Linked DNA regions of Homo sapiens: region 2 is linked to region 1. A link is an interaction called in ENCODE POLR2A ChIA-PET data of the cell type or tissue named here. Cell type or tissue: A673. All regions are shown on one strand. Links, peaks and the distances in the headings refer to the core of each region. The heading gives the core; the rest is flanking DNA.

Region 1 (12,672 bases), core at 2,545-10,544:
TCTTATATTGCTATTCATTAATAAACATGACGTAAAATATACATTTTTACATGACTTGTATTAAGGAACTACTAATGTAATGTAGTTTCTCACTTCTCCTAAATATTTACTTCCTACGTGTAATAAATTTTATTATTTCTTTATACTCTATTTACAAATACTTCCATAATATGTACGTTTTGCTTAGATAAAAATGAAATACTCTTAACAAATTGCTTACTCTAATATTGAAGAAATCTTAACTGTCTAGACAGAGAAACTTCCTGCATAACAAATTTAAATACAGGTTATTTTTCTCGCCTAACACTTAAAGGGTATATGGTATAAAGTTGTTGCCTCTATTCCAGCCCTGGAGTGGCCTCCCGCTACATAAAGTCTCTTCCAGCCTCTCAATGACCCTTGAATTTATTTTTTTTCTTTTGAGGTGGAGTCTCACTCTGTTGCCCAGGCTTGAGTGTAGTGGAGTAATCTCGGCTCACTGTAACCTCTGCCTCCTGGGTTCAAGCAATTCTCCTGCCTCAGCCTCCTGAGTAGCTGGGACTACAGGCGCGCAACACCACGCCCAGCTAATTTTTGTATTTTTTAGTAGAGACGGGGTTTCACCATATTGGACAGGCTGGTCTCAAACTCCTGACCTCGTGATCCGCCCACCTGGGCCTCCCAAAGTGCTGGGATTACAGGCAGGAGCCACCATGCCTGGCCAACCCTTGAATATTTTACCACATAAATGACAGCTGAGGGCAACTACTTTTGAGAAAAGGACACCAGGTCAGACATAAAGGCTCAAAGGGAAAAGGGGCAGACCCAGAACCCAGGAGGGAGGTGCTCTGGGAGGGACACTTGAAAGCTTAGGAAAAGGGTCTTCTGTGTTGACAAGTCTGGTTTTGTCCTGGTTGGTGGGAAACTGGGATGGTTTTACCTATATTAAAAGTGAAAACTGGCAAACATTAAATGACTTTGAAAAAGTCCCTTTCATTTTATTCCTAATTTCCCATTAAATCACACATTTTCCTCATATTTCCCTTAATACAAATTTAAAATTATTGTCTCCAGTTAAATAACTTAACACAGTGCCTGATACAGACTATGGAAGAAAAAAGGAGAGAAAAATGTCTTGGTGACATTAATAACTGTCCTATTGAGGTAGACAAGGTGCCATCGATGGTTTTTGAAATGTATAGAGCAATAGCTTAGGAGAAACTGAACACTGCTAGAGGAAATTAAAAAGCTTAATAAATTACTAATCTCTTACGCTAATAATTTAATGCATAATACAAAATCGAAAGCTATTATGGAGTAAAATAAATAAACTACGTTTTATAAAAATGCTCCTCCTTTCTCTGTGGACTTTGTTTATTTCCAGGTGGGGGTTATGCTTCAGGTGGCGGAGGCAGCCTGAGGTCCAACATTAATAAAGGGAGCACATCTGCAACTTCATGTATACTTTTTCATTTTAAAATATAAGAATAGGAGAAAATTATAAAAGAACAATGTACCAACAAGTTTTGGCTAATTAGAAGGATTCTTTCATAACCAGTAGTTTTCAAACTATGTCCCACAGAAATCTAAGGTTCTACAGAGGATATTGCAGGATTAAGGGATAAGGAAGTCACAGCTTCAGAGCCCCTACCTGTCCTTTAGCCAGAGAGCTCTACTTCTATCTGTTTTATGTAATATAGTTTCATGCCATTTTTTAAAAGTTCTATTCTTTCAAAAAAATTTTTTTAATGTATGAAAGTCACTTGACCTGACAGAATGGTTCTTTTTAATCTCTTTTGTTAAATCTAACATGGTTTGGCAAACCAGTGCCCCACAAAGAAACCATGTATACCAATGGAATATTTTTCAGCTTATCTAGAAATACTAAAAATAAACACCTCCTTGCTCCCCAAAAAAATCAATTAAGGAAAAACATTTCCTCAAAAATCTTCCCTTACATTGCGTATCTACATATTCTTTCATCATCTTATAAAATGTTGTTACCTGAGTTTTCTGGTAGGAACTAATGAGAAAATTTTATATTTGCATCATGCTTAGTAAGTTACAGAAGGTTTTTTGTTATTGTTTTGGATTTTTTGAGACAGGGTCTCACTCTGTCATCCAGGCTGGAGTGCAGAAGCACGATCATAGCTCACTGTAGCCTTGAGCTCCTGAGCTCAAGTGATTCTCCTGCCTCAGCCTCCCAAGAAGCTGGGACTACAAGCGTGCACCACCATGCCCAGCTAATTTTTTTTAATTTTTTGTAGAAATGAGATCTCACTATGCCTCACTATGTTTCCCAGCCTGGTCTTGAACTCCTGAGCTCAGGTGATCTTCCTGCTTCGGCCTCCCAAAGTGTTGGGATTATAGGCATGAACCATTGCACCCGGCCTACACAAGTATTTGACATTCATTTTCTTTTTGTACCCAGTAGGAAAATTTCATGACTCTGAAGCATTTAGACCCTGATCATCTCATTGTCAGAAAAATAAGACAAAACTAAGCTAACAAAATGATGAAAAAAATTAGCTGGATAGATCTTATAATTTATGTATTAAAACAATCATTTGATTTGTTCCTTGTTAAGCCACTTGGCTGCAGTGCTGTCTAAGAAACCTTAGACTTGGTCTTCTATGATTTGTTAGGACATGAGGCCTGGTAAAGAAACAAGGTTGAGGTCTCATTTAACATGAGTCTACACTTTTTTTCTCTGCATTAAGATCATGAAAATACCATTAAATCTTAAGCTAACGTGCACTGATTAAAATGGATATTTTCATAATGATACACAACAAAAACTAGTTGCTATTTATTTATTTTTGTTCAAACAAATGTTTTATGCTTCTTGTAATTTTTTAAGAGACAGGGTCTTGCTATGCTGCCCAGGCTGGAGTGCGGCTGCTATTCACAGTTGCAGTAAAAACACATTACAACCTTAAACTCTTGGGCTCAAGCAATCCTCCTGCCCCAGCCTCCCAAGTAGCTGGGATTACAAGTGTTCACCATTGCAACCAGCTTTTGTAATTTGTTCCCCCAGTCAAAAATGGTCAAAAGTTAGACAAGTATCTTAAACTGGATCAAGCATAGTTGATTTTTTTTTTCCCTACCAAGTCTACAATTGATAAAACTTGTCATTGTTGAATTCATCTTGAGATCCCCAGAAATGAAGTCGTACTATGAGTGAAATCGTAAGGCTGGATTGCAAGGTTCCTCTTCAATGGGTTTTCTATTGTTCTAGAAGAGCAAGACAAAACTAAGCTAACAATATGAACATAATATTGGCTAGCTAGGACCTTGTTACTGTAAAGCTAGGATCCAGGGGAGATGAGGACCCTGTGAAGCTTAACATGAAATTCTGGGTAGGAAGAAAATAATTGTTTGATCATACTTACTAAACACTCTTGATATCACTGCCATCTTAGACATCAATCATTCAAGTAATGGCACAAGTGCATTTTTTAAATTCACATATTTGCTTGCTTTAACTATTTAAAAACCACTGTGCAATTGCCCAGTAATAGACACATTTTACAAAAATTGAGAGAAAAATGCTGTAACAATAGCAACTAAGAATGTACTCCTAAGTAAGAAAATGACAAAACTTAAAAATACAAATTAATCAGTGTTAGAGTTTGTTTAATTCATAAGAAGTATTTATCTTGGAGTTCTTTAAGTAATAAATTTCCATATGTGGTTAAGTGTTTGGATGCCAATCATTCATTCACTTATGATTAAGGGTGGAACACTTGAGATGGTGCCAGAAAACTATCAAAGTGCTATCAACCACAGCCAAACTCAAATCCATTAGAAGGAAAGCCAAAGTATCTCAACGTATACCTTTTGCTATCAGGCAATAGGCAATAATATTCCATTTCTAATAAATTCAGCTTTTAAAGAAATTTAAAATGTGACAGTTCAGTTACATTTATTGAATAAAGTTAACAAATGGTACCTCTTGAAAATGAGAGCTCTAGGGACTAAAAAAAAAAAAAACTAAAATTTCTGTTTCCTCACTTTATTAGCACAGATAATTATGACCTTTACTTATCAAGCATAAGTCAATTAAACAACTCGGTATTTCACCAAATTAAAAACAAGAATTATATCAGAAATTTGAGGCTGGGCATGGTGGCTCACACCTGTAACCCCAGCACTTCGGGAGGGTGAGGCAGGCAGATCATTTGAAACCAGAAGTTTGAGACCAGCCTGGCAATATGTGAAACCCAGTCTCTACTAGAAATATAAAAATTAGCTGGGTGTGGTGGCACACACCTGTAATCCCAGCTATCTGAGAGGCTAAGACACAAGAATTGCCTGAACCTAGACATAGAGGTTGCAGTGAGCCAAGATGGCACCACTGCACTCCAGCCTGGACAACAGAGTAAAACGCTGTCTCAAAAAAACAAACAAAAAAAGAATTACATGAGAAATTTGAAACCCAAAGGAAAAAAGACAACATAACTAACCTTGCTCAAGTAGTTCTCCATGCTATTATTTGAAGCCCGTGGATTTGAGGTAGAGATCACTAAGTTTTCTCTTGGAATAAGTTTTCTGTTGAGATCTAAACTATTATTAAGATTTCCCACACAAGGTGGCTCCATGACTGGCCTGGTAGTGAGAGTGGTGAACAAAGATCTGCTCTGCTGTTTTTCCACAAGAAGTTTGGTGTTGACCTCTGCTAGCCTCTCATTAGTTCTGTGAAGATTGCAGAAGACACATGCTTAGTATTTTACTTTTCCCTAAATGATTCCTAAAAGACTTGCAATTTTTAAAAAGTTACCATAGGAGTAAATGAAATTTCCCATTAACCAGTATTTTAACACTGAAAAATGTGTCAGACCATGCCTACTGTATGCAATTATAATTTTTAGACTGTTCTAAAGAAGTGCATATGTTTCTAGGGTAGTTTCCAACAAACAAGTAATTCAAGCAAAGTAGGGAAGGGAAGAAAATGGCTACCAATGATGTATAACTTCACAGGTAACACCTGCTGCCTTCTGGAATGCTCCACTGGTAAGATTCCTGAGGATGCCATTAAAAATACTTGTCTTTAAAGGGTAAATATGTGACATGATAAATATGTTAATTTGCTTGACTATAATAACCATTTCACCATGTACAAATATATCAAAAACATCATGTTTTGATACATACAATTAATAAAACTAATAACAAAGGAAAAAGCCCAGCTAAAAATACTTGTATTTAGTAAACCAGTTTAGAGATTAAAAAATTCCTCAAGACATGTGCAAGCATTTGCTTTCACCACCCTTTTACATTTATTTCACCCATTATCTGGAAAAATATTAGGCATCTGGCCCCAAGGAATAATTCAGAGCAAAAAATTGTAGGGGAAAAGAAGATAGCTGAGTTGGTGATCAAAAAGAACTAAAGAGTCTCAAAGGCAGTTAGCTCCTAACATTGTCCCCAAGGCATCAGAGGTGGGGCCTGACCTGTTTTCCACACACTCCCTCAGGCTGACCAAGGTGTTATTTTTAACCACTTTATAAAATATACTTCCCTTCATCCCTACGTTAATCATTCCCTATTTCACTAGCATGCCTTTAAGTAGTAGAAAAACTATACAGGGTAGTTTGTCTCATGGCACCCTGTAGTGATAATACCAGATATCACAATCAAGGAAAGTTCATTTATGGAGTGCCAGAATGTGCAGAGTAGTAGTGATACTTGACCCTTCTGGTTTAAGTTGTAATTTTCCAAAAAACAGCCCAACTCATTAATAATTATATTTATGGCAATGCTGATAAGCAATCTGATGACAATATCAATGTCTAAATTACAAAGTTTTAAAAGCACATAGCTGAAAGACATAGATCCAGTTAACTACCTAAGAATATTAACGGAAAAGCCATATAAAATTAAAAAAAAAAAAACAGAGGAAAGACATAAACTGTCCTGGACTCACATTTTAAAGGTAAGTTAATTTACTAACATTTTCCAAAATTATATTACCTATTTAGCTTTCACTTCCCATTAATCTCATGAACCTAAGAATTATGCTTTCAAGGCAAATTAATGAGCTTAATTTATTTCCTATGATTCTATATTTTGACTTACTTGGTTAGTTTACTTGACAAAGATTTTCTAACTTTTAATTCTTCTAGATAGAGTTGCTTATATTTTTCCAGTTCGGTTTTATTAAAGTCTTCTTGAGAAGTTTTTATTTTGGAGAGTTCAGATTCCAGATCTTTAATTCTGAGTTCCATCTGACTTTTCATTGAAGCAAAATTATTCTCTCTAAACTGCTCTAAGTTTTCTTGAGATGCTGCTTGTGCCTAAAACAAATTAAAAGCATATGTTTTAAAAATATATAACCTGAGTAAGACCATGGTCACCTACTCGGTGTCTAAGGGCTGTTTTGTTTTTAACCCAAACTCCAAAAAGAGAAAGATCTCTGTGCCAGCAGGCATTGGTCAAAGAGATAAGAGGACATCCCAGGGTTCTAATTGAAAAGGGAATCCAAATACTTCCAAAGAAATGAAAGTGAGTTTCTACTAGAGAAGCATTTTCATCCTTGATGAAGTAATCAAAACAATAAAGGCTGACTGGCAACCCAGATGTCTAACGATGGGGGGAAATGTCATATAGAAAATAAAAAATTATAATTGGTAACATAAGGAAAACCTAAGAAAGAAAATGACTACAAATGTGGAGATATTTTCGAATGAAAAATCTTATAAAAATTATTTTTGTGTTAAAATATATTCATGGGGAAGACTTGAATATGCTTAAAAATTTTGATGTGATATTCCATTTTATGAATACACCTGGCAAAGTAAATTAAAGCAATCATCTGTATGTAAGATACAGGAACTTAGAGCTTCTTAGGGATAAATGCTGTGCGCATCAATACATGCTGAGAAAAAAGCCCAAGGTGTTGGATCTCTTACAGTAATTCTACCTGCTGGAGCATAAGGTTATGGAATCACCTGGACTACAAGTAAAGGAATGTGGAGTGTGATCCTGAGCCTGACTAGCTCTATGGCTTGGGCCCTGCTGTTTAACCTTTCCCTAGGTCTCTTCATCTGTAAAATGGGAAACTACACTGGCTTATCACTAAGATTTCTTCCTATTCTCATTCCATGTCTCTAAGAGCTAACATGCAGAGCTTTGTAAGACTATCATAAATACCATGTGAAGAAATCTGTGTTATCATGGATTGTTACCACCTTGGCCTTGTAGATTGTGTTCCAAGACTCCTATCTCTCACTAGCCTGAGGGAAGGGAAAGAGCTGAGAATGAGGAGTGAAGACTTTCTACTCTCACAACGGCTACATATTTTCAAGTGGCCCAGTTGAAATTTCTCTGTTAATTTTCACATCCTTTCCACCAGTTTGCACCCTCCATCCTCTCTCATAAGCACAGGGGTCCCACGCAGTTCTCAATCGCTCTTTATCCCAACTAAAACAAATTTGTTAAATTATTGAGTTTTAATCACTCATAGACACACAAACTCATGTTATTAAGTAGATTTTTATCACTCACTCAGACACACACACACTCACACACTCATATACCCATGTGGGTAAGAGAGGAAAGACATTCCTTTGGCTTTGTTTATTTTAGAGACAGGGTCTCAGTCTGTCGCCCATGCTTCAGTTCAGTGGCACAATCATAGCTCACCGCAGCCTTGAAAACTCCTGGGCTTACATGATCCTCTCACCTCAGCCTCCCAAGTACCTGGGACTACAGCCATGCACCACCATGCCTGGCTAATTACTTTTTTAAATTTTTGTAGAGATGGGGTCTCACTTTGTTGCCTAGGTTGGTCTTGAACTCCTGGGCTCAAGTGGTCCTCCCGCCTCAGCCCTCAAAGTGCTAGGATTACAGGTGTGAGCTACCATGCCCAGCCTAATTTGTTTGTTTTGTTTTGTATTTGAGACGGAGTCTAGCTCTCACCATCTTGCCTCACTGCAACCTCCGCCTCCCAGATTCAAGCAGTTCTCCTGCCTCAGTCTCCCGAGTAACTGGGACTACAGGCATGTGCCACCACGCCTGGCTGATTATTTTTTTAAATTTTTTAGTAGATATGGGTTTTCACTATGTTGGCCAGGCTGGTCTGGAACTCCTGACCTCGTGATCCGTCCACCTCGGCTTCCCAAAGTGCTGGGATTACAGGCATGAGCCACCGTGCCCAGCTTTGTTTTTTTTTTTTTAAGGCAAAAACAACACAAGTTGTGTTAAAGTCCCAGTGGTTTCCTGGGATGAAGTAGGGGGAATTAACTGCAAAAGGGCAAGAGAGAACTTTCTGGAAATGTTCTCTGTTGAGAGGGTGGTTAAGCAAGTATATACTTGGGTCAAACTGTTAAAATGGTTGTGTTTAATTATTTGTAAATTATCCCTTAATAAAATTTAATTTATATAAAACCTGGGTAATTATTGTGTATTTTTTTCCTTTACTTTTGAGTTAGTGATTCAGAGAGTAATTTTAAATATGTGAAAAAAAAGCTGAAGTTTAAAATATTTATCAGCCAGGTTTGGTGGCTCATGCCTGTAATCTCAGCACTTTGGGAGACCTAAGCAGGAGGATCACTTGAAGCCAAGAGTTCGAGACCAGCCTGGGCAACAAAGCAAGACTCTGTTTCTACCAAAAATAAGAATTAAAAATTTAGCCAGGCATCGTGATGTGCACCTGTAGTCCCAGCTATCCAAAGGCTGAGGTATAAACATTTGAATCATTGTTTCATTAGTACTCATGAACTCTGATAATTTAAAGATAAAATTAATTAAAAATTTTAAAAAGTGAGCAATGTAATTTAAGAACAATTCAAGAATATGGTATAATTTCTAAATCACAATACTTTCTTTTCCTGATGGTTTTGTTTTATGCCAACTGGTCTTAATAGTCAAATAATTCTCTGATGAAAATCATTATTCTAAATCATCAATTTAGTTATAATAATGATGGAAACTGGAATATCTAAAGGGAGAAACAGATGCCATCATCCTTCTAGAAATCTACAGAACAAATTGCTATAAGGGATGTAGAGGAAACACATATAATGTATATATCCAAAATACAATTTGCAGTGAAATGAACAAAGGCACACTACACATAAGCTAACCTGTAAAAATAGATTGACTTCTTTTAATTTTTCTGCTATTTCCTGTCTTGCTCTTTCTTCAATCTCCTGTTTATACTGTTTGACTTGACCAAGTTCTACCATATTCCTTTCTATATGACTTCTCAGGTTGATCACTTCTTGTTCCAACTTCTTTTTATTCTTCTGTAGTTTTTCACATTTCTTTTGTACTGTTTTCATAGATAACAACTCCTCTTGAAGAATTTGGTTCTTTGTATCCAGATGTAGACATTTTGAACCTGCAGTCTCCAGTTCTGCTGTAAGATCATCAATCTGAATGAAGACAATAATATAGTGTAATAATGAAGGAAGTAGCCTGAGAATAGCCTAACATAAAACCAAGAACAAATTTTGAAATAAATTCAGTTGCAATAAAATGTCACCTGAACCATAAAAGATTCTTCAAATGTGGACCCTTAAATTACCCAGAAAATCAAGAACAAAGTCAAAGCCACCAGGAGTCACAAAAATATATTCCTTATTTTTATCATCTCTGCCACACAACATTTGCACTTGATCTTCGACTTGTATTTTTCTATGATTGTTTCATGTCTTTCCTCCTTAAATGGCTCTAAGGGGTAGCAGAAAGTCTTACTACTTCCCCCATAAACATGCCCTATAATTTTTTTTTTTTTTTTTTAGTCTTGCTCTGTCGCCCAGGCTGGAGTGCAGTGGTGTGATCTCCACTCACTGCAAGCTTTGCCTCCCGGGTTCATGCCATTCTCCTGCCTCAGCCTCCTCAGTAGCTGGGACTACAGGCACCCACCACCAGGCCCGGCTAATTTTTTGTATTTTTAGTAGAGACAGGGTTTCACCATGTTAGCCAGGATGGTCTCAATCTCCTGACCTCATGATCTGCCTGCCTCAGCCTCCCGAAGTGCTGGGATTACAGGTGTGAGCCACTGCTCCCAGCCCCAACATGCCCTATAATTTCTAAAGAAGTTTTCGGACATCCTATTGAGTTATTTAGGCCTCATCAAAAAAAAAGGCTCCCAGAATAAGACTTTTAAAATAAGACTCTAATTAATGAATCTTGTAATATAGATTCTAATGCCATAAGCCTTTTTCTGAGCTGCAAATGTTTTATGCTAATTTGACTTGCATTCCAAGGGGTAATAATTATTGGTGTTAAGGCCACAGAATAAAGAACCTAGAAATAAATTCGTGTATTTACAGCCAACTGATTTTAAACAGATGCTAAGAACATACATTGGGGAAAGGACATCCTCTTGAATAAATAGTGCTGGGAAAACTGGATATCCACATGCAGAAGAATGAAACTAGACCCCTATCGAACACCATATACTAAAATCAACTCAAAATTGAATAAAGATGTAAAAAAGTAAGACCTTGAAACTATAAAACTACTAGAAGAGACAGGGAAATTGCTTCAGGACATTGGTCTAGGCAAAGATTTTATGGCTATTTTCAAAACCGTAGGCAAAAAAACAAAAATAGAAAAATGGGACAATACTGGCCAGGTGCGGTGGCTCACTGAGCCTGTAAATCCCAGCACTTTGGGAGGACAAGGCGGGTGGATCACGAGGTCAGGAGATTGAGACCATCCTAGCTAACACGGTGAAACCCCATCTCTACTAAAAATACAAAAAATTAGACAGGCATGGTGGTGGGCACCTGTAGTCCCAGCTACTCGGGAGGCTGAGGCAGGAAAATGGCATGAACCCAGGAGGCGGAGCTTGCAGTGAGCTGAGATCACGCCACTGCACTCCAGCCTGGGTTAAAAAAAAGAAATTAATAAAATAAAATTTTAAAAAATAGTAATAAAAAATAAAGATGGGACAATATTAAACTGAAAAGCTTCTGCACAGCAAAGGAAATAATTAATAGAGTGAAGAGAGAATCTGTAGAATGGGAGACACTATTTGCAAACTATTCGAGTAGGTGCTCAGGGTTCCTGCCCCAACCAAAGTTCCAGCCAATGGCCACCATCAGCAACCAGACACATTAGTGCACAAACCAGAAGATTCTAGTCCCCCTCTATCTAGAAGCTTTAATTCTTCTAGATAGAGTTGCTTATATTTTTCCAGTTCAGTTTTATTAAAGTCTTCTTGAGAAGTTTTTATTTTGGAGAGTTCAGATTCCAGACCTTTAAATCTGGAGAAAAAACTTTCTCCTCAATAGCTCTTACGTCTTTCTCCTGGCTATCTGCTTAACATTGTTTGCCATGAATAAATTAATCTCAACATTTATCAGATTCTACTTTAAATGAGACTAATTTTTCCTGTGTAAGTTATGTTTCTTATTGTCTCTTTTTGTAAAATACATTTTTTCTGCTTATTGCTTCCTAACAAAGTACCCAAAATTTATGGCTTAAAACAACATTTATTCTGTTCAGGAATCTGTGGTTTGGGAAAATCTCGGCCAGGACAGCTTGTCTCTGTTCCCCTCAGGTTCCCTGGACACAGCTCAAAGCCTGAGGGACTGGAACTCCTAGGCTGCCTTTGTGTCCTGAGCTTCCTCACAAGATCGGGGCTGGGTTCCAACGGCAAGGAGTCTGAGATAGGAAGCCTCTTCTAATCTAATGCCGAAGTCACATGTTGTCACCTTTACCACATTCTATTCATTAGAAATGAGTCACTGAGTTTGGCCCATGTTCTATTTTATCATGGGATGAATTATTTTCTCCTTTTTAGTTGACACACAACATTGTACATATTTATGGCTAGAGAGATATTTTAATAGATGTATACAATGTATAAGCGAATTAGCATATCCATCACCTCAAACATTTATCATTTATTTGTCTTGTGAACATTCAAAATCCTCTTTTTAGCTTTTTGAAAATACACAATAAATTATATTTAACTGTATTCGCCCTGTGGTGCTATAGAACACCGGAATGCATTCCTCCTAGCTAGCTCTAATTTGGTAGCCATCACCCAACACCTCCTCCCTTCCCCGCCCCTTTGCCTGCCTCTCCTCCCTCCTGCTTTTCCCAGCCTCTAATACCCATGATTCTACTCTGTACTTCCATGAGCTCGGTTTTCTTTTTAGCACTTGCATACGAGTGAGAACCTTAGATATTTATCTTCCTTGCCTGACCTATTTCACTTAACATAATGTTACTGACATGATTTCATTCTTTTGGCTGAATAACATTCCATCCTGTATATACACCACATCTTTCTTTTTTTTGAGACAGAGTTTCACTCTTGTCACCCAGGCTGGAGTGCAATGGTGCAATCTTGGCTCACTGCAACCTCCGCCTCCAGGGTTCAAGCAATTCTCCTGCCTCAGCCTCCAGAGTAGCTGGGACTACAGGCGTGTGCCGCTATGTCCAGCTAATTTTTTTGTATTTTTGGTGGAGACGGGGTTTTGCCATTTTGTCAAGGCTGGTCTCGGAACTCCTGACTTCAGGTGATCAGCCTACCTTGGCTTCCAAAATGCTGGAATTACAGGCATGAGCCACCGTACCCAGCCACCAAATCTTTTCCTTTAAAAAAAAAAATTCCATTTTTATTTTAGATTGAAAGGGTACATATGCAGGCTTGTTACTATACTGCAAAATGCCGAGGTTTGGACTTCTGTTGATCCTGTCACCCAGATTCTGAACACATTTCTTGGCACA
Region 2 (12,672 bases), core at 2,941-10,940, 340 kb before region 1:
TTATCTATACTAAGAAATTAAAGGTGGGAGTTCAAGTAGAACATATTATTGTGTCACTAGTATTTTAAATATGAAGATTGCATCATCATAAATACAGGGCTTTGGAGCCAATCTTAGCACTTCTCCCTGGGTACTTTCTATACACTTCTTTTTTTTAAAGTTGGCTGTATACCTATTGGTCTCACCTACCTACTAGTTTAAGAGCCCCTCTAATTAATCAGCAACTTGCATTGAATGGATTCTCAAGAAATGTTTGAGGAAAGAAGATAAATACCAGTTCCATGTGTAAAGGATTGCATGTAGAAAGGTTTGACAAAATGTTGTTCTTCTCCTGCATGAGAAGTTGACATTTAGTTACCTTTCTGGTTCTGTTTCCCTGGTATCCTGATAAGGCGGTAGGTCAACTCTATCACCATACAGCATTGCCCACAAAGGACAAGTAACTTCTGGACTGGAAGAACTGCAAATACCTGATAGGATGCGTTGGGCCTTCCTAAGCATGGTGACTCCTACCATGAGGCAGGTCTCTTGTGAGGATCTGGAAATTATGCCTATGGAGTTCTTACAAGAGACACTGCTTTCTGCAGAGCCTGAAGCTTCTAAGACAGGGCTGCCCTGCACGGTCACAGTGGGACTCTCAGATCCTTGCACCTGAGTGAAGCTGCTGTGCCTTACTGCTGGTGTGGACTGCTCCAAGTTCCCCTGCACACGGAGAACCTGGTGCTGCCCTGTCCGGAAGCTTTGTTCCTGTGCTCTGTCTCTCTCAGCTGGCTGGGGCCAGGTGTGTGGCCTGTGATAGTCGTTTGAATCTGAATGTTTACTGGACCCTAAGAAAACACCTCCACCCACCCTGCCCCAGGGGCGCTGCCTCATTACTCATATATAATTTTGAGGAAGGGATGGAAAGAAGGGGGGGAATAAAAGATATAGAAGAAAGGAGACACAGGCCAACAAAACAGCTTACTGAACACCGTGTAGTTTCCCCTGTGGAGACAAATTTATCTAATGATAAATGTTGAGGGATCTCCCTTCTCTTTGTTTCTCCTTCATATCATAAAAAGATTCTATTTAAAAATATTATGTTTTCTGAAATGAAAACCTAGAATTGTCAGGCTAATTAAACTACTGAGATAAAAAGCTAATACAAGCTCCAAATTAGAAAGAGCAAAATGGTTTCTCTCTCATGCCAACTCTGATCAGTGGCTGATGATGTCAGGGCATGCTGTGATGAGAATGGTTCTGAGGCTATGACCGGTTTGAGACAGAAAGAGGGTCATGACTATCAATAACGTACCCTCCGGGCATGGGACAGGAGAGTGGCAGCATGAGAGCCAGGGCCATTCCTGTTGTAAAAAATACATAACGTGCAATGCATTTTTAAACAGCTAATGATGAAATATTTGAGGCAGAAAACATATACAGAATAACATTATGGACACCTGTGTATCCTCCATTCAACTTCAGCAATAAAATACTTTCAATACTGTTGAAGCCATATTGTATGATATTGATAGGATTCTGCTTATTTTTATACTATATTCAAGTAGTAACACATTGTGTGAATTCCTTTGCCATTTGCTTGTTTTGCTTAACATTATAAGTGAGATTTGGCTGGGCACAGTAGCTTCGCCTGTAATCCCAGCACTTTGGGAGGCCAAGGCAGGAGGATCCCTTGAGCCTGAGAGTTCTAGACCAACCTGGGCAACATAGTGAGACTCTGTCTCTGCAATAAATAAAAACATTAGCCAGGTATGATGGTGCTCGCCTGTAGTCTCTGAGAGGCTGATGGGGGAGGATCGCTTGAGCCTGGGAGGTGGAGGCTGCAGTGAGCTATGATTATGCCACTGCCCTCCACTCTGGGTGACAGAGTGAGACCCCATGTCTAAAAATTTTCATTTTAATTGTGAGAGTCATTGATGCTAATACATGTAGCTCTAGTTTATTCGTCTTCATTGCTGTCAGGATTAAAGTGGACCCAGGTTGGTAGTACCATGGATCCATGCCTGAAAGGAGCAAATGCTACTGCCCTCTGGAGACATATACCCTCAAATTCCATTTCACTAGATTTCAAACAGAGACTAAAATCCACAATTCCAAAACACAAACAATAAACAGCAGAATCAGACCCTTGAAGGGTTAAATAATGTATATGTGTGTGTTTTAAAACAAATATTTAAAAATGTTTATAAAGCATAAATAGAAAATATGAGAAAATAATTCAACTGATAAACCAAAGAGAGACCAAGCAGGGAGAAATCTAGGAAGCTGGTGTTGGCAATGGTATAATTTAGCATGTCTGCAAACAAGCGTCTTCAAAATATAATAGATTTTTAATTAATAAAAATGAACTGAGAGAAGTCAACCATCTTAGGTCTGAGAAATCATTCCTTTCTGCTTTCTGCACTGCAGATTCTGCCATCCAGTTCCTCAGCACATACCTAGGGTTAACAGCTTAAACAAGGGGCGGGAGAGAGCACATCTGGAAACAGCAAATTAATAAATTACAAACAACAACTATAAATGAAGTCAACACAGGCCATATGAAATCACCACTATATTTGAAAACCTTTAAGAAGTTTGCTGGAAGGGTCAAAAGAGAACACGTTATCACTATCAGTCCATTTTAATTATTTATAAACAATGTACAGCATTTATTAACTTTTGGTGCAGAAAAAACCTTTTGTGAGCATTTTCATGAATGTTATGTTTTATTTTTCTTTTCTTTCATCACTAATTTGTTTTTTCTTTCATCATTTTCAGTTCAGTAAGCATTTTATAAAGCCAATGTAGTTAATTCATCTGAATTGGGCCCTGCAGCCTAAGTGGAGAGGAGGAAACAAAACAAAACAGTTGCTGCTTTTAAGGCACAGAATTAAGGTCTGACGCAGTAGAACTGCTTAATGCTGATGCTGCCTGAGAGCAAACAGGAAAGGTCTCATGCAATTAAAAACCTTTATAAATTTGTATTTTTGACAATAACCATATATTTTTTCCTATTAAAAATCTTATAAAAACGACATATTTTAAAAAATTCCAGGAATTACATCTTCATTTGAGATGAGCCTTTTGCAAGATGATTTATCAACTGGTCAGGGAGGGGAGATGCTGTCCTGAATGGTACAACAGAAATTCTGAGAGGACTGCGGACCCCAGTTACATGACTCTCATCTGAAGTTCCCATTACTTGAATGGACTACATATTCCATCTCACCTTGGTATTGAAGGTCTGCCGCCATGATACGTAATCTAAAAATGAAGTGCCCTGTGATGCAGTAATTCTACTTCTCCTGGAACATAGTCTAAGGAAACAAATGTAAACATTAAAAAGCATTATTTAAATTAAGGTAAAACTAGAAACAAATGGATACTTAATAAGTAAAACGTATACTTTCAAATAAATATTATACAGCCATTAAAAATGTTACATTATAAAGAATGAAGAGGCTGGGGGCATGGTGGCTCAGGCCTGTAATCCCAGCACTTTGGGAGGCCGAGGCGGGCGGATCGCCTGAGGTCGGGAGTTCGAGACCAGCCTGGACAGCATGGTGAAACCCTGTCGCTAACAAAAATACAAAAATTAGCCGGGCATGGTGGCAGGACCCTGTAATCCCAGCTACTCGGGAAGCTGAGGCAGGAGAATCACTTGAACCCGAGAGGCGGAGGTTGTGGTGAGCTGAGATTGCACCATTGCACTCCAGCCTGGGCAACAGAGCGAGACTCTGTCTCAAAAAAAAAAAAAAAAAAAGAATGAAGTAGCAATAAAAAACGCTTTTTTTTTTTTTTGACATGGCTTCTCACTCTGTGACTCAGGCTGGAGTGCAGTGGCACAATCTTGGCTCACTACAACCTCCTCCTCCCAGGTTCAAGCGATTCTGGTCCCTTAGCCTCCTGAGTAGCTAGGATTACAGATGTGCACCACCACGCCGGGCTAATTTTTGTATTTTTCACAGAGATGGGGTTTCACCATGTTGGCCAGGCTGGTCTCAAACTCCTGACCTCAAGTGAGCCACGGCACCTGGCTTATTTTTAGTGAAAAAATAATCTGGCCAGGCCTGGTGGCTCATGCCTATAATCTCAGCACTTTGGGAAACCAAGGCAGGAGGACTGCTTGAGCCCAGGAGTTCAAGACCAGACTGGGCAACATAGTGCGACCCCATCTCTGCAAAAAAAATTTTTTTAAGTAGCTGGGCACGGTGATGCCTGTCTATAGTCCCAGCTACTTGGGAGGCTAAGGTCGAAGGATTGCTTGAGACCAGGAGGTCAAGGCTGCAGTGAGCCATGATCATGCCACTGCATTCCAGCCCGGGAAACGGAGAGTCTCTGAAAAAAAAAAAAAAGAAAGAAAGAAAGAGAGAGAGAGAGAAAGGAAGGAAGGAAGGAAGGAAGAAAGAAGAAAAGAAAAGAAGAAGAATCTAAAAGTATACCATAGTATAATTATTATCCTACTACATTTTCCCCTAATCAATAGACACAGAAAATAGAGGTTTAAGTCTACTCAAAAGTGAATCAAAAAGTGAATAGTCATTGTGTTTGGGTGATGGGAATAAGAGGGATCTTTTAAAATTCTTTCCATGTTTGCATATTTCAAGTTAAAAAAATTCATACAGGCCAGGGGCAGTGGCTCATGCCTGTAATCCCAGCACTTTGGGAGGCCGAGGCAGGCGGATAACCTGAGGTCGAGAGTTCAAGAACAGCCTGGCCAACATGGAGAAACCCTGTCTCTACTAAAAATAAAAAAATTAGCTGGGCATGGTGGCACGAGCCTGTAATCCCAGCTCTTCAGGAGGAGACAGGAGAATTGCTTGAGCCCAGGAGGCAGAGGTTGCAGTGAGCCAAGATCGCGCCACTGCACTCCAGCCTGGGCAACAGTGTATGACTCTGTCTCAGAAAAAAAAAAAAAAAAATTCATACCAAACACCTTTAAAATAAAAATGTATACACACACAAAAATATAAAGAGTCTTCATACAAATGCATACAAATGGGTGACAGACATGCAAAGGAAACTGTGGATGGACTCAACTTAGGCAGAGAAGAACAGAGTCATCCAGTTAAAAATTGTGGCAAATTTGACAAACGCTATATAAAAACTTGGCAATAAAATACTGTTGAAATACATTAGGAATTGCAGGTGTAAGTCTAAGCACTTTGAATCAAATTGTAAAAATATAAACTACTTGGAAATCAGCACATTCTAGGTCTGTATATAAGATTCTTTGAGGCATTATCTAATTCTGTACATTTTTATCCAGTTCGAAATTTTCTGTTTGTATGTCTTTTGGCAATAAAATTTTAAGCAGTGGTTAAGGAAGACTATGTCCAAACAAAAGTTCAACCAAAGTTCCACATAATATGTTAATCACTGATGCACTAGGTCATAGGCTTTATTAATGAAAAAAAAATTTTTTTTGAGACAGAGTCTCACTCCCTCAGTCAGATTGAATTGCAATGGCATGACCTCGGCTCATTGCAACCTCCACCTCCTGGGTTCAAGAGATTCTCGTGCCTCAGCCTCCCTAGTAGCTGGGATTACAGGTGTGTGCCACCATGACCAGCTAATTTTTTTGTATTTTTAGTAGAGATGGAATTTCGGCATGTTGGCCAGGCTGGTCTCAAACTCCTGGCCTCATGTGATCCGCCTGCCTCGGCCTCCCAAAGTGCTGAAATTACAGGCATGAGCCACCTTGCCCAGTTGATCATAGGCTTTTTTTTTTTTTTTTTTTTTGAGACTGAGTCTCTCTCTCTTGCCCAGGCTGGAGTGCAGTGGCGTAATCTTGGCTCACTGCAACCTCCGCCTTCTGGGTTCAAGTGATTCTTCTGCCTCAGCCTCCTAAGTAGCTGGGACTACAGGTGCGCGCTACCAAGCTCAGCTAATTTTTGTATTTTCAGTAGATGCAGGGTTTCGCCATGTTGGTAAGGCTGGTCTCCAGCTGCTGACCTCAGGTGTCCTCCCGCCTTGGCCTCCCAAAGTGCTGGGATTACAGGCATGAGCCACTGCACCTGGCCTGATCACAGGCTTTTTAATGGTGGGAATCAAATTCATCTTTGTGGCTTTAGCTTTAACAATTTGACTATGCAAAGATACACATAATAGGGACTTGGTATGTGTTTGCTAAATAACTCAATTTAGTGCTGGGAAAAGAATTACAGCCAACCTAATTTTATTGCAGATACAGATATTTCAGGGCTTAAAAAATTCTCCTTTGCAATATGAACCCAATCACACAATGCTAGAGCTACCTAGGGTAACATACTTAAATACATGGAAATATTTCATTTTGGGACATCAGCTGTTTTCTCATAGGAGCCTGATGATCTTATTCTTTCCAAAGAAACTATAGAAATGTAGGCCAGGCACAGTGGCTCATGCCTGTAATCCCAGCACTTTGGGAGGCCAAGGCGGGCAGATCACGAGATCGGGAGTTCCAGACCAGCCTGGCCAACATGGAGAAACCCCGTCTCTACTAAAAATACAAAAAATAGCTGGGCGTGGTGATGGGTGCCTGTAATCCAAGCTACTTGGGAGGCTGAGGCAGGAGAATCATTTGAACCCACCAGGTGGAGGTTGCAGTGAGCCAAGATCCCACCATTGCACTCCAACCTGGGAAACAGGGCGAGGCTCCATCTCAAAAAAAAAAAAAGAAGAAGAAAAGGAAACGATAGAAATGACTACTTCCCTATCAATCTTTATAGTTACAGAGCTAAACACCATACAAAACATCATCTTCTTGAAATACAAAATCAACAATGCCTGTCCCGAGTATCATAGTAAATCAAATGCATTACTTCTTCTTCTTCTTTTTTTTTTGAGATGAAGTTTCACTCTTGTGGCCCAGGCTGGGTGCAATGACGTGATCTCGGCTCACTGAAACCTCCACCTCCCGGGTTCAAGCAATTCTCCTGCCTCAGCCTCCCAAGTAGCCGGGATTACAGACACCTGCCACCAAGCCCAGCTAATTTTTTTATTGTTAGTAGAGATGGGGTTTCACCATGTTGACCAGGCTGGTCTCAAACTCCTGACCTCAGCTGATCCGCCTGCCTCAGCCTCCCAAACTGCTGGGATTACAGGCGTGAGCCACCATGCCCGGCCGTGATGCATTTCTTAAATGTAGTTTTAACTATTCTGGGATGGGCACTGTGTAGCATGAAAAAGAAATGACCAATGCCTACTGGTGGTTTATGATCTTCCTTAGAGTTATTTGGAGGTGTAAGAATAATAAATATTGAGCATTTAAAAAATATTTCTAAGACCTGTAAAACACTCATCTTTGATGTTCCCATTGCTTGCAACTAGAGCATTTCTAAAAATTTTTAATAGCAAATCTTCCCCAATCTACTCCTGAGTTTTTAAAACATGTTTTGGAACTATGTAAAACATATATATAGTTTTATGTAAATAAATATAAATATGGTATATATATGTATGTTGTATGTATATAAATATATATATATATATTTTAATCTTCTGGTTTCTAAAAAACATATCCATCCCAGTGTTTGCAATATGACAAGGATATTTAATGCACTCCATAATAATACAATAGCTGGTATTTATAGAGTACTTACTATGTGCCAACCACTATCTTTTTTTATTTTTTTATTTTTTTGAGATGGAGTCTCGCTCTGTTGCCCAGGCTGGAGTGCAGTGGCACAGTCTCAGCTCACTGCAACCTCCACCTCCTGGGTTCAAGTGATTCTCCTGCCTCAACCTCCTGAGTAGCTGGGATTACAGGCGCGCACCACCACGCCCAGCTAATTTTTGTATTTTTAGTAGAGACAGGGTTTCACCACATTGGTCAGGCTTGTCTCAAACTCCTGACCTGGTGATCCACTCCCCTCAGCCTCCCAAAGTGCTGGAATTACAGGCGCGAGCCAGCCAACCACTATCTTATTGAGTCTGTGCAACAACCCATTATACATATGCACTGTATAGTATTAATGAGGGCATAAAAGTTAGGACAGGTTAAGTGGATAAAAATGTTTTAAAATTGGACTTCCGTGATTGCACAATTTCTTTAGTAAAAAAAAATTCTATACTTGAATGAACTTTATGGTGTGTAAATTATATGTCAATAAAGCTGTTAAAAATTACACACCAGAGAGAAAGAAAGAAGTGGGGCATCAAGTGACAGGCTTACTGTCATCTAGGAAATGTTTGGTCAACCAGAACTCAAGCATAGCTGGTCTAACTCTGGACCAGCACAGCTGGTTGCTCCAGAGAAAGGAGCTACACGGAAATAAAAAGATTCCATGAGGGAAACGAGGATCAGACTTTACTCAGCTGTCTCCTGCTTAGATGTTTATTTCTTCATGTCTGTATAATTCTTTAACTCCACATCCCGGCTATACATTGTTACATAAACATGTGCAATCAATATTTTATATATTTCCATTTACAGATCAATTAAATATATAAGAATATATGGAAGTGTACGTTTAAAAAGTAAATGAACTATCATTATAAACTCTTATTATACCATTGTTCTTCATGGAAATTGATTTCTTCCCTTCTTTGAGAGCACATAGTTTAGCATTTACTATTTCTCTAAAATCACAGAAGCAAAGCTGCAGCCATGAACCCACTTCATTTCTTTCATTTTGCCATTTCATCCAATCTATCCTAACCAAGTAAATCCAAATACTAAGGACTGCCACCACATGGCATTTAAAAATATTTTAGACTTCTTTCTCTCAGCTGCTGGGACTATTCACATTCTGAGCTGGCCTGGAAGTTCTGTATGATTGCCCAAACGGGCATAAATGGCTGGCAAGGAAATGAACGCCAAAGAGCTCACCCACTTCACTGTAAGAACTAAACTTGCTTTTATGTCTACAATAATGTCCCGAGTTCAAGAAGCAATTTCATTCCCTAACCTAATGTGGAATGTTAGTGTCATCCTTCTTTCATGGACAGAAACCAGCCACCCCGATACACACACATACTCTCTATACAAGTCCTAAGGCAGAAGCACTCAAAGGCTCAGATCCTTCTGCCTTAACTTCTTTGATCTTGCTAGAACCTGAACTGCAAAAAGAATTACCTTCCTTTTTTGTTGTTTTTGTTTGTTTGTTTCTTTGTTTGGAGACAGGGTCTCACTCTGTCGCCCACACTGGAGTGCACTGGCACAATCATGGTTCACTGCAGCCTCGACCTCCCAGGCCCAAGTGATCTTCCCACCTCAGCCTCCCGAGTAGCTGGAACTACAGGCACGTGACACGACTCCCAACTAATTTTTAAATTTTTTATAGAGAGAGGCATCCCCCATGTTGCCCAGGCTAGTCTTGAACCCCTGCGCTCAAGCAATCCTCCCGCCTCAGGCTCCAAATTGCTGGGATTATAGGCATGAGCCACCACGCCCAGCCCTGTTTTTTCCCTTCTCCAAGCCAAGTGTGAAGTCAACACAGTAAACTGAAAATTAAGGCTAGGTATAGTGGCTCACACTCGCAATCCCAACATTTTGGAGATGGAAGTAGAAGAACGGCTTGAGCTTAGGAATTCGAGGCCAGCCTGGGCAACATAGTGAGACCTCATCTCTACTAAAAGTACAAAAAAATTAGCCAGGCATAGTGGCACATGCCTGTAGTCCCAGCTACTCAAGAGGCTGAGATGAGAGGATCACTTGGGCCTGGGAGGTCAAGGCCCTCCCAGTGAAGTGATTTCACCACTGCACTCCAACCTGGAAAACAGAGTGAAACTCTCTCAAAAAACAAAAAAAAAAAAAAAAAGGAAAAGAAAATCAATACATAGAAGTGATTGATTTTTACAGCTTTAATTTACTGTATGAGTATTACGGCCCAGTGATTGATTTCTACAGCTCTAATTTACTGTATGAGCATTATGGCCCAGGCTATAACAAGATGCTTTGTACATACATTGCTCACATTATAAGATCCTTGCAAGGCCGGGCGCAGTGGCTCATGCCTGTAATCCCAGCAATTTGGGAGGCCGAGGCGGGCAGATCACCTGAGGTCAGCAGTTTGAGACCAGCCTAGCCAACATGGTGAAACCCCATCTCTAATAATAATACAAAAATTAGACAGGCTTGGTGGCAAGCGCCTGTAATCCCAGCTACTCAGGAAGCTGAGGCAGGAGAATCGATTGAGCCCGGGAGGCGGAGTTTGCAGTGAGCCAACATCCCGCCATTGCACTCCAGGCTGGGTGACAAGAGCGAAACTCTGTCTCAAAAAAATATATAAATAAATAAGATGCTTGCAAAACATCCCCATTTTACTACAGCGAAGCACTTGAAGATTCAGAGAGTTAAATATCTTTCAGATCATACAGCTAAAAACTGGCAGAGGTGAGATTTTCCGCCAGATTCCAAAACCCATGTTCTTTCCACCATATGCCACACCACCTTCCTTCTCGGTCCACCATCTTTTAAGTTAATAGTATTTTAACATTACTATGCAAATTTACTGAAAGCAGAGTAGTCATACTCCAAGCTTAAAGCCATTGGCTAAAATTAGAAAGTTTAACTCAACTAAAATATACCCACCTAGAAAATCCTAGTTAAGGCCGGGCGCGGTGGCGGGTGCCTGTAGTCACGGCTACTCCAGAGGCTGAAGCAGGAGAATGCCGTGAACACGGGAGGCGGAGCTTGCAGTGAGCCAAGAACACGTCACTGCACTCCAGCCTGGGCGACAGAGCAAGACTCCGTCTCAAGAAAGAAAGAGAGAGAGAGAGAGAAAGAAGGGAAGGAGGGAGGGAGGAAGGGAAGGAAGGAAGGAGGGAGGGAGGGAGGGAAGGAAGGAAGGAAGGAAGGAAGGAAGGAAGGAAGGAAGGAAGGAAGGAAGGAAAATCCTAGTTTAAAACAAAGCAACTCAGCCTCAAAACCATAAGTCATCGCTTTTGGTTTTCAAAAACCATTGCTTTTATGTGATAATCCTTAAAGTTGAGAACATCAAAAGGATTACTTACTTGTCATTCTTTTTCTTCCTTCAGAATCTGAGTCATTCATGTTACTAACACTGAATAAAACAAAAGACAAAATTAACTACTTGTCTCCTCAAACTATATCTTTTCTTCAAATAGGAGGGAATTCTTTCACAAGACAAATAATGAGAAAAACACATTAAAAAATCACATTGGTTTGAAAGGAAGACAGAAAATACTGTTTGACTAAACAATGTATAAAATACCACTGTGTTTAGTTTTTTAGGCAATACCAAACCTTCTTTTTTATTAACCAAAAAACATCTTGGCCCAGTGTGGTGGCTCTCGCCTGTAATCCCAGCACGTTGGGAGGCCAAGGTGGCTGGATCTCTTGAGCCCAGGATTTGAGACCAGCCTGGGTAATGTGGCAAAACCCTGTTTCTACAAAACAAAATTCAAAACTAAGCCAGGCGTGGTGGCATGCACCCGTAGTCCCAGCTACTCAGGAGGCTGAAGTGGGAGGATCCCTTGAGCCTAGGAGGTGGAGGTTGCAGTGACCTGCTACACTCCAGTCTGGGCAACAGAGCCAGACCTTGCCTCAAAAGAAAAAAAAAAATCTTGGCTGGGCACATGGCTCATGCCTGTAATCTCAGTACTTTGGAGGCAAAGCGGGGAGGATCGCTGGATCCCAGGAGTTTGAGGCCAGGCTGGGCAGCATAGCAAGACCTCATCTCTACAAAAAATTTTTAAAAAAATTAGGCAGCCATGGAGGTGCACACCTGTTTTCTTTCCCTCTGTAGCACTTATCTCCTAATACTCGATATAACTTATTTGTTTTGTTAACTTGTCTCTCCTACCAGAAGTAAGCATCATGCAGAATCAATTATTTTTCCTGTTTTTTTTTTTCTTCACTGTGCCCTTAGCACTTAGAACAGTGTCTGGCACACACTGAGCACCTAAGTACTCAATAAATATTTGTTGAATGAATTAACTCTGCAGGGAGAAGCAGGTACAAAAGTGATGGAGACAAGGGTAGGAGCAAGATGGCTTAATGAATATCATTTTATATCACTTTGATTTTGAACTATGTGACTGTAGTACCAATATATTTTTAAATTAAGAAAATCACAGATGGAATGTAAAATTTTTATCTGTACTGAAACAATATTTTTGCTACCAGGGTTAATCAAATCACTCTATGCCTTGACTTCCATCCGGAATCTTGTTGTACTGCTGTACTGAAAACAGGCTCAATTTTAGATTGGAGGAGTTGGAGGAGAGGAAAGGTAGGAAGAGAAATATATTTTGTCTTCTAGCAAATACATTAGAGACACAGAAATGATTAAAATGTGGTCCCTGGCCTCCAGGAGCTCAATGTCTAGTAGTAGAATCAATCAATATTTAACATTTGATATAATGCTAATGTACTCAGAATATCATTCACACTTATTCATATACATACCTATGATATTTCAATTTGAGCAATTATAAACATTGCAAATTTTTCTATTTATTATTTATTGCTGCATAATAAAGGCAACCATGTTCCTTTTTCTCTTCAGTCCAAATTCAGAATAAGAGACCATGCAGTAGATAGACAGAGATTAAAATATCATCTTACTACTGATAAAAGCTAGCCTGGAGAATATGGCTCAGGCGGAAGATAAAGAGGCACGGTGATATGTTACATGCAAATGAATATCAATCATCTGTTGGAGTAAAATAAAAACTGCACTAACAGTTATGCAAAGATTCAGAGAATATATCAGAATATATCACCTATCTACCCTGTTTGGG

What was found. Peaks named below come from ENCODE experiments on the same cell type or tissue, not always from the same donor. Only the 100,000 strongest peaks of a DNase experiment are listed, where the experiment ranks them.
Region 2: POLR2A ChIA-PET joins it to region 1 with 5 read pairs; 2 of 35 experiments call an interaction of 5 or more read pairs at or near these places.

Annotation. Positions count from the first base shown.
Region 1 is chr10:27,008,437-27,021,108 of GRCh38, forward strand. It overlaps ANKRD26 (ankyrin repeat domain containing 26), which reads right to left. Exons shown (of 34, transcript NM_014915.3): 30 at 9,066-9,356; 31 at 6,058-6,275; 32 at 4,446-4,674. Among named protein-coding and RNA genes, the nearest start is that of FAM238C, 73 kb to the left of the region's middle. In A673, for the core only: no CTCF peak of the experiment used is centred there; no DNase peak of the experiment used is centred there.
Region 2 is chr10:26,665,196-26,677,867 of GRCh38, forward strand. It overlaps the pseudogene SELENOOLP. Among named protein-coding and RNA genes, the nearest start is that of PDSS1, 26 kb to the right of the region's middle. In A673, for the core only: no CTCF peak of the experiment used is centred there; DNase peaks (open chromatin) are centred at 10,146, 10,596 and 10,916; H3K4me3 peaks cover 6,374 bases; H3K27ac peaks cover 7,868 bases.